Linked DNA regions of Homo sapiens: region 1 is linked to region 2. A link is a contact called in ENCODE Hi-C or POLR2A ChIA-PET data. All regions are on one chromosome and are shown on one strand. The core of a region is the stretch at or near the end of the contact, and the rest is flanking DNA. Distances in the headings are between cores, read along the strand shown. Region 1 has its middle 700 kb from the start of SNORD151. Region 2 has its middle 650 kb from the start of IGFBP3.

Region 1 (4,659 bases), core at 971-3,470, 200 kb before region 2:
TATCACCACAAAACTCACCCTGCAAAACCCAACATGTAGTGGTATTGAAAGGGGAGATCGCAGTAGCAAAAAGTCACTCTTACATGAAGCAATATGAAAAACACACTCTGACGACCAGTTGTTGCCAGTTCCCCTGCCTAGGTACAGAGTGGACACCTTGTTCAGCAAATCCAGCCTCCTGGTACTGTTCATTCTAAGAATCTCCACTGCCCTGAGGACCATGCAGCTCGAATCTGCCCTGGGAAGGCTCACCTCACCCACTGAATTGCAGCTAAGGTACCGGACGTCCTTCCCGATTCTACTTTAATAATGTAAATCTTATTGCTGCAAATTGAGCTGAGGAGATGCTGTGAGGGTGCTCACCTTAGAAGTACACAAGCCAAGACTTGGATTTCTTTGGCAGTTTGAATCCTTTAAATGGTTACTATCTTCTTCTAGTCAAGTAATGGTCTTGTCTGCCCCTTTCCTTTGAGTCTGGAAATTTCTGTCTCTTAGCAACATGCTGCTGCCACTGTCCCCCTAGGATCAAGCTTAACAGACTCAACTTTCTTCCAGCCACAGCTTTGGGACATTTAGATGAAAAAAAAGATCGTGGAATCAGGATACATTTGAGTTGTACCTTCTCAGAAACTGCCTTGCCCTCTGGCAGGTCAACAGTGCCTAAGGGGGTGCTCAGCAGGTGATATGTTTTGGCTGTGTGTCCCCAACAAAATTTCGAATTGTAGTAATCCCCATGTGTTGTGGGAAGGACCTGGTGGGAGGTAATTGAATCATGGTGGTGAGTTTTTCCCGTGCTGTCCTTGTGATAGTGAATAAGTCTCATGAGAGCTGATGGTTTTATAAAAAGGAGTTCTCCTGCACATGCTCTCTTGCCTGCTGCCATGTAAGATGTGCCTTTGGTATTCCTTTGGCTTCCACTATGATTGTGATGTCTCCCCAGCCATGCAGAACTGCAAGTCCATTAAACCTCTTTTTCTTCATAAATCACCCAGTCTCAGGTATGTCTTTATTAGCAGCGTGAGAACGAACTCATACAGCAGGGTTCAAATTTGTTTCATGTCTCATCTATCTCCTGCTAAACTTTGCACCTACCTACCTAGTCTCCTAACACAGATTTTTACTTGGGATCAAATGGTATCTTTTTAACTCCAAGAAATGGCTTAAGTTTCTGTCTTATTTTTGAAATGTATTCCACTGGCAAAGAGAGTTTTGGCCTTTCTTGCCATTTTACTTTCAGACAGGTCATCTTCAAGCCTTGCTGTTACTTGACTCGGGGTTTGAGGAAGACTACAAATCAACATACGCTGATGACAACGCTGAACTTCAGCTGAGCCCTTGTGCTCCTGGAAATCCCCCTAGCCTGCCCCCACATATTGCCAAATAAGAGCCATCTCTGTCCTTCCTTATGGCTCTCATAAGGCTACATTTAGCTCTCTTGTTTGGCTGCCTTAAAACGCCAGGCAGGACCCTCCTTTTTTTTTATTAATAAATATTCTCCCTTTCACAATTGCCTGAATACAGTCCTCTCCTAAATGTCTGGTTTCCTGCCATATTCCCAAATGCAGCAGTACTGTTTGGCCCATAACACAGTGCTTTAATCCATTTCCCAACCTAGCAGATGGGGGTCCTTGCTGCCCTTCCCTCAGTTAGCTTGACATTTTAGTCTATTATGTTAGCGCTCCCAATTTTAAGTTCTATGTTGACTTAAAATCAGTGATAGAAACACAAAGGGAAATTGGCACTAATAATGAAAGACATTTATGAGTTTGCCACTTGGGGATCTGAGACAGGGAGGCCTCAGGATGTGCTCAGTCAGGGCCCACTTCTGATTCTCTGGGATGCTCTCTTATGCACATCCATTTAAGCCTGTACTAGCAGAGAGATGATCTGTTTAGTATCATCTAAATGAAGATCTCCCAATGAGAACAGGCAAAGGCCATTCACCCAGAGCTGCTCTAGCAAGGGGGCCAGCCACCATCACCGCATTTGGCCAAGAATCACAGGCAGGCAGAGGAGAGGGGAAGCTTCACAGTGGGAAACAGGTGAGCCCTGTTGCAGTTCAGACAGCCTGCCTTGGAAAGCTGAGGCGGCTCACTAGAAGAGAGGCTGCCTACGTGATTGGTTAGGGAAGCATATTTGGCTTTCTCTGGTTGGTCCTTAGTTGAAAGCAGGGACAATATCAGGGAAGCTGCCAGTTATCAATCATGTCTTAGCCCTTTGGGACTAATTATTACAGGGGTTATTGTTTAGCCTCCTGAACCAGTTGTTAGAGTGGTCTGGCTTCCTATGAGTCTGACTCATAGATCTCAGGCTGGTTTCCTGGGCTGGTACTGTAGTGTATGAGTTGGCTTTCTGGGCAGTTTGCCACAGATTGTGGGTCAGAGTTTTATTTTTATGTCTGGTCTGGCCATTGCCCATTCATATCTCTGTCCTCCATTCTCAGTATTTCACATCTTTGCATTAAAACATGGAGAGAGAGAGAGGAGGAGAAGGAGAAGGAGGAGGAGGAGGAGGAGAAAGAGGAGAAGAAAAAGAACAAGAAGAACAAGAAGAGGAGGAAGAGGAGGAGGAGGAAGAGAAAAAAGAAGTGGGGGTAGAAAAGAGAGGAGAAAGAAGGGAAGAGGGAGAGAGGATGAGAACCAAAAGATAATTTTTCTAGAGGCCACAGGGAAATATCTTCATGCTTTCATTTGGCCTTAATTGTTCTACAAGCCCATTGCTAAGACCCACTGATGGGGGACAGGTTGTGACTGTAGTTAAATTCATTGTGCCCAGGGGTCTAAGAAAGAGTTTATGCTTTCCCGGAGGCAAACAGGTTGACTGGGGGAGTAGGTATCTGATTAAAATAAAGATTCTATCAGAAGAAGAAAAAAATACTGCCACAACATTTTGTCTTTCTGAAAAATGTTTTTACTTGTCCATGTTAAACAATTATACTTTAAATCTGTCACCAACTATCTGGAACAATTTAGGGAATAAAAAGTTTCCATGTCGAGTGTTCCGTTTTCAGAGAAGCGCCCCCAGCACTGTTACACATGGAAGCATTTCAACTTCCCAGTATAGCTGGTGTTATTATTTACACATGGTGTGACCTGTGGGGACTCTGGTGCCCATAGTTATTGTGAAACAATGGATGTTGCCTAAGGTTTCTGAATTTCATCCACATTTATTTTGTTGTTACAAAGTTAGAAAAAAAATTCCCTAAATAACCAAATCCTTTGCAAAGTGCTTTGGTAAATTTAAAATTCAGTTGTTAAATATTTCCTTATTTGTGCTCCAAAACTTGTAAAAGACACCATAAATTAATTTCATCGTTAATTTTTAGATGTTTTCTATAAAAATATTTTAATCATAAAAACAAGTATTTTCTCATTTATTTGTATATTTACTAGTCTAAAAAACTAGCTACTGATCAACATCAGCAATGAAAATATATTGTTTTGTCTTGAATAATATCAAAAAATACATCAACAGTTATTCTTTAGAGGGGTTGGAAAATAACTTTGAATCTGCATACCCGTTACAACTTTGAGATAAATAAAAATTTTTTTCTTGCTTTATTTTGGGGAAGAGCTGATTCCCACTATGAACACTAGGCATATGCGGAGAAAACAGGATGCAGGAATGCCATGAAGTCAAAGTATTTAGGCTGCGTATACTGATCAAAATGATTTCAAAATGATCTTCAAACTTAATGTAATTTAAAGCCAAAATATATTTGTCTTTTTTCTTCTACATGGATGTATACATTCACGATATACATAAAACAGATGGAAAAGAAAAATAAATGCTGAGTTGCTAGTCCTATGTGTTGATTAGTCCCCAGATGCATATACTTGTGTTGGTTGGTTTTCCAACCTTTCTAGTACATTAATTTGCTGTCATCAGCCACTCGCTGCTGAAGGAGCCTCCATGACATCTCCCCAGCTCTTTTTATTCATCTTGATAAGCCAAATCTCTGCCCTCCATTTTCAGGAAACACCTCTAAAATTCTTTCAAAATCTGTTATCCTAACAGAGCACTAAGTTTAATATTTATAGATCATCTATATTTTGCCAGACACTGCAGTAGCTGATGGGTTTTAATGATGAAATAAACACAGCACATGTGCTCTTGGGACCTTTAAACCAGTGAGGAAACAATGGTTGTGCACATCAGTAAGTATTATAGGAACACAGGACATGAGCAGAAGACAGAGAAGGAACACGTGGCTCATGTGTGAAAGACAAAAAGAAATAGCCCAAGTGTGTGGTGTAAAGAAATCTATTCTATATGAAAAAACGCATGTCCACAGACTGGAGACCCAGAAAACAATGCAGTTCCATGATGGAATACACAGATATTTGATGTGACCCATGTGTAGTATGGATGCAGGAAGCTGGCCAGAGGCCTGATGAATGAGGGCACACAGGCCATGGGAGGAGTCCTGGAGACAGACCCCTAAGTGAGGGGAGTTGCTGAAGAGTTCTACTGGAGAGGATATAGACATGTAGTGAGGAGCCAAATGTGTGAAGAAATGTAGAAAGTATCCACTTGTTAGTTTTCACATACATTCAACACACATTAGGTGGTAAGTACTTGTATTGTAGTTGAAAGTCATTATGAGACTGGAAGGCTCAGAGACACCCAGGGAACTCCTGAAGACACACTCTGAGGGGC
Region 2 (4,510 bases), core at 2-2,501:
TCTCCAGGGCAAGTTGGGGTCCCCCAGGTCCACATCCTCATGATGTCTGCATCAGGTCACCATGGATTGAGCAGGCCCCGGCAGTGAGCACAATGCTAGAAACATGAGCACCCACCCCCAGGCTTGGCTGGTGTCTCTGTCCCTGCCACCTGCACTGCCCCTGTGACTCAAACCTGGGTCTGCCTTGCACCTCCATTCTGCTTCTCCTCCTCACCTTGACATCACCCCCTTAAAAGGTTTTGTTGCACTGATAGGGCAGCCGGCAGATGGGCAGCCTGGCTGGTCTCTGAAGAAAGTCTGAACAGACACTGCCTGCCTTGCCCACTGATTGGATTACTCCCCTCACTCCAGAACAAACCTCAAGGCTGAAGTTTGAATCCCTGAGCAGCCTCTGCATTTCTTGTGCAGCCATCCAGAACGTTAGCTTCCTGCCTGCTGCACTGTGTCTGTGGCAGCCCTGGATCGCACTGTGTCCCCCAGCACCACTCCCACAAAATGCTCTGCCTCTGAGTCACAGTCCCTGCCTGTCCTCTTCCATGCAGGTAGCTTCAGAAGCTGTACCCCAGGCAGGATGGCCTGAGCACACTGGGGGCCTACATTGCCTTTCCCTCTCAGGTTCCATCCACAAGAGTGTGATGTGTTCAGTTGCCTTTGTTGGCTCCCTGTGTCCATTGCTGGGGGCAAGGACATGCGGCAGAGACGGAAGATAGAGACAGTCTTGTATGATCATGTTTAGAGCCCTCGTCACAACTTGCTGCTCAAGGCAAGTGGAGAGGCCAGGACAGCACATGCAATGGCAATGAATAAATCCACATGCTCTATAAAATATTGGAAACTCGGGATGACAGCTGAGCTTCCTTGAGCTCAGGGTCAGCCTTTTTCTTCAGCTCCTTCACGTTATGTTCCTGAGCAGAAACAAACAAACGCACTTTGTAGAACGGCATGTGGGGTTAAGGAGGCCTGCATGTCTGTGGTGACAATCAAAATAACTGATAAACTCGGATGGGATGTGTCTATTAAAATAGTGGTAGCTGCCTCTCAGGACTGCCCACTGCCTGCCAAGTTAGGAACATGACCTCACATCCGTACACCAACCCTGTGAAGGGAGGGGCCGGATGCCCATTTTATAGAGACATTGTCATGAACTCCTGGAACTAAGGTCAGACTTGAGGTCTTCCCAGTTTTCAGGACTGTTTAAGCTCTGTACTCTTGGACTGCCTTGGGACCCGCCTGTAACTCTTGTACCTTCATGCCTGCACCTCACCCTGTAATGTAAGCTCTCCAGGTACATGAGCCCCACCTACCTCCCCATACAAACACACCCACATACTCCCCCACCCCAGAGGGTGTTCAAAAGCTCTATCTATCCTTCAGGGTCTGGTATAAATGTACTCTTCCTTATTCTAACCCCAGCACCTTGTTTCTTAAAGTGCAATTCAATGTTTCCCACTTCCAAAAAGCATTTATTTTTATTAGTGAGTTAATATCATCTGAGAAATAATGACTCAAGACTGTCCCTAGAAAAAGTGACCCTAGCTGGCCATCATTTGTCGTGGTATGGAGATGAGTGAGGAGAGAACATGTTGAATTGAGGAGAATACCCCAGAATGCGTCCCTAGACCTAGCTACAGAGTAGGAATGCAATAAACAAAGCCATTGTTGACTGGCTGGCTCAGCCTGTGATAGGCGAGGCTGTTTCAAGGGAGCTGCTGCACCACAGACTGAAGCCTGACCTTGATCCCTACACACCTTCCCACCTAGACCCAGGGGAGCTATCTCCTAGACTGGAGAAAGATGCATACCCCACCGGAGCTATTTCACACTGCTCACAGCTCCGGGCCAGCAAAGATGAAGAAGCGCTATAATCATTGAAACAAGGCCAGTAGCTGTCATTGTCCTATAATAACAGAGCAACACAGTTTTCTTGGCTTCATGGAAGACTGCCTATTAGGAGGTCATCTGAGGGAAGCCAGCCATCCATTATGAGCGCCATATCATATTTCCCCCCCATATTTTGTCTTAATTTTCTAAAGTTTCTTAGAGGAAAAGTGGCTTATGCTAGGCTGATGGTTTCTCTTATCCCAAAATAGTATGGGAGATTCTTTTTAAGGAATCTCATTATCGAGTTTACCTCTTGTTTCCACAGCTCCTTTTCATTCAGTCAGTCCTTCATTTATTTATTTGCCGACGTAAAAGGGCCATCAGCAAAGATCTGTGGGGTGACTCTTTCACACATAATAAACCAATCAGCCTCTTCAATGCAGTAAACATTCTGTAACAGGAATTTTTACATAATCTACGGCTTCCAAGTTTCTCTGGCTTATGGAGTTCCCCGGGGTTGTGGGGATGTAGAGATGGATGATATTTGGTCCCTAAGCCCAATGTGCTTACAGCTCAATGGAGGGGACAACTTATAACATGTGAAAAAAAACAAGGTCAGTTCTAGAGCAGAAATACAGTTAAATCTGTTGGAAGAAGCCACAAAATCTTCATGAAAAAGGTATAAGGTAATCCAGGCCATGAAGGGGATAGGATGTCACAAGTGAAAAGAAGTAGAAGGCATTATCTTTAGTGGTACCAGGAATGGTAGAAGAAGTCATAGTAGTTATAGGGGATGGACAGTTGTATTTAGCGGAAGCACAGAAGATACTTTCATTTCCATGAGATCAGAAACAAATGTTAAATATAGTTATTGATATATATACATAAATGTTCACACGTAGGCACCGAAGACTGTATTCTCTGAAGATATGTGTCTTAAACAAGGGCGTCACTCTTATCAGGCCAGGTGGGGCTCCCATTTGGAAATTACAGTAATATATTATCCATTAACACCAGAAAGAGGTAAGAGGAAACTAAGAAGCACCCCGCAAGGCTGGACCAAATTACAAGGCAGAATTGAAGGGAGACTTATAAACACCTGAACCATCTGTTTCTTAATTTGCAACATTTGGGCAGCTTTTAAAGGCACAATCCAGCATTTAAGTAATCTTCATTGTTCATTTGTTCAGCTCCCGTGTTCCAGACATTACATTTTTTATTAAATGGCAGTTTCTTAGGCTCAATTCAGATGGTAATAATTTGGAAGATCACTGACAAAGTGATGACATCCTAAGTTTTCTTAACTTGAAATCTTTGCTCCCCTCCCTAGGAATTATAGGAAAAGCTGAGTGTGTGCACCGAAGCTTATTTTTCTAAGGAGAGGATGCCAATGTCTCATGAGATAGTCAGAGGATTCTACGATCTCCCCAAAGTCAAGGATTGCTGTCTCTAAACATGTTACAAATGATAAATATAGAGCAGAATGCCTGCCCAGATAGGCCATCTTCTTAAGAAAGGAGGGGAGTGCTTTTATAATGTCAGGACTCCTATTCTTTGAAAAACTGCTTTATGGATATAATAAGTAGAGAATTGAGAATCACAGATACAGTTCACATTGAACAGGACAGGGAGCCTGAACACTCACTCAGGCTTAAGTTCTGAAGCTCATGACTTATGCTAACTTCCTGTAGGATGGTAGGTAATTCACTGATTCTGCTTGTGATTGTTTCCTTCATCTACAAGCCAAATGGCTGAAATACCTGGGCTGTAAATTATGCCCAGCAATTGAATCTCTAAAATATTCTTAAAGAGTATGTTTACGTATTTGGGCTTTATATACATACTTTTAAACTTTTACATGCTGAGGAATTTGCTCACATATTTACGTTTATCTACATGTGTTTTATATTACATGTTTACTCTCCTTGATGTCCTCAGGCCTCCTAGTCAAACACGTAACTGAACTTAAGCTCATTACCTGCTAGACTTTACGTGCAAATTGTGAATAGAGACCTAGCTCAGAATGTACTTAGTTTTTCTCCTGTTGCACAATACTTAGTCATTTTCAAAGGGCTTTATTTAAATTCTATTAATGGACTAGATTAAAATATGTTTCAAGAGGATAAAGAAAATGCATCTACATCTGATAAAATGAAATATACCCAGTGATCTCATAATTCACTTGGGGAAAAAAACACATGATGAGAAAGGAAATGTGATACTCACATGAAATACACCAGGTTACAGAGGCAGTGGCTGCCCTCTCTTTTGTCATTTGCCTAGATGCACTGTGCAAAATGTGTCTTGTCTTGATTAGGCCTAGCAAGGCTGAAATAAATCATTAAATACTGATAAGCAGAGGCTTTGTAAGTGGAAAGAGGTGTATAATTGTCCCATGATCACGCTCAACATTCCTGCCTCATTAGATACCTGAGAAATATGAGGCTTGGCTGACAGGTACTTGAGGGAACTACGCCACCTCACTCCACCCAACTAATCACATTCAGATTCTGAAACTTTCATAGCCACACCCTCTGAAAAAGCCACAACAGCTCCTTGCATGATCTGTTCTCTTCCATACCCAAGACATTTTCAAGTTGTCATATTTGAGCCCTGCTCTGTATAATTCACTATGGCAAAAGCTATTAGAGGCTAAGAGAAGAAACACACATTTATTTCTGCTCTCTTC

Evidence for each region. Hi-C counts contacts between places; a loop is a spot of excess contacts on that map. ChIA-PET counts read pairs that join two places held with the same protein, here RNA polymerase II (POLR2A). Pooled maps may share reads with other maps.
Region 1: a loop to region 2 is called in a map of Calu3, with 4 times the contacts of the local background. The contact joins two enhancer-like sites. A Hi-C loop is called at or near these places in 4 of 168 maps with a recorded cell type or tissue (Calu3, IMR-90, PC-9 and 1 more) and 2 of 50 pooled maps. POLR2A ChIA-PET finds 5 or more read pairs at or near these places in 2 of 52 experiments (MCF 10A and PC-9).

The regions. Positions count from the first base shown.
Region 1 is chr7:46,761,957-46,766,615 of GRCh38, reverse strand. No RefSeq gene overlaps it. Among named protein-coding and RNA genes, the nearest start is that of SNORD151, 700 kb to the left of the region's middle. Within about 2 kb of position 2,220, at least 8 of the 41 ENCODE cell types and tissues checked have a DNase peak (open chromatin) inside an H3K27ac peak, as active enhancers do.
Region 2 is chr7:46,565,237-46,569,746 of GRCh38, reverse strand. No RefSeq gene overlaps it. Among named protein-coding and RNA genes, the nearest start is that of IGFBP3, 650 kb to the right of the region's middle. Within about 2 kb of position 1,251, at least 3 of the 41 ENCODE cell types and tissues checked have a DNase peak (open chromatin) inside an H3K27ac peak, as active enhancers do.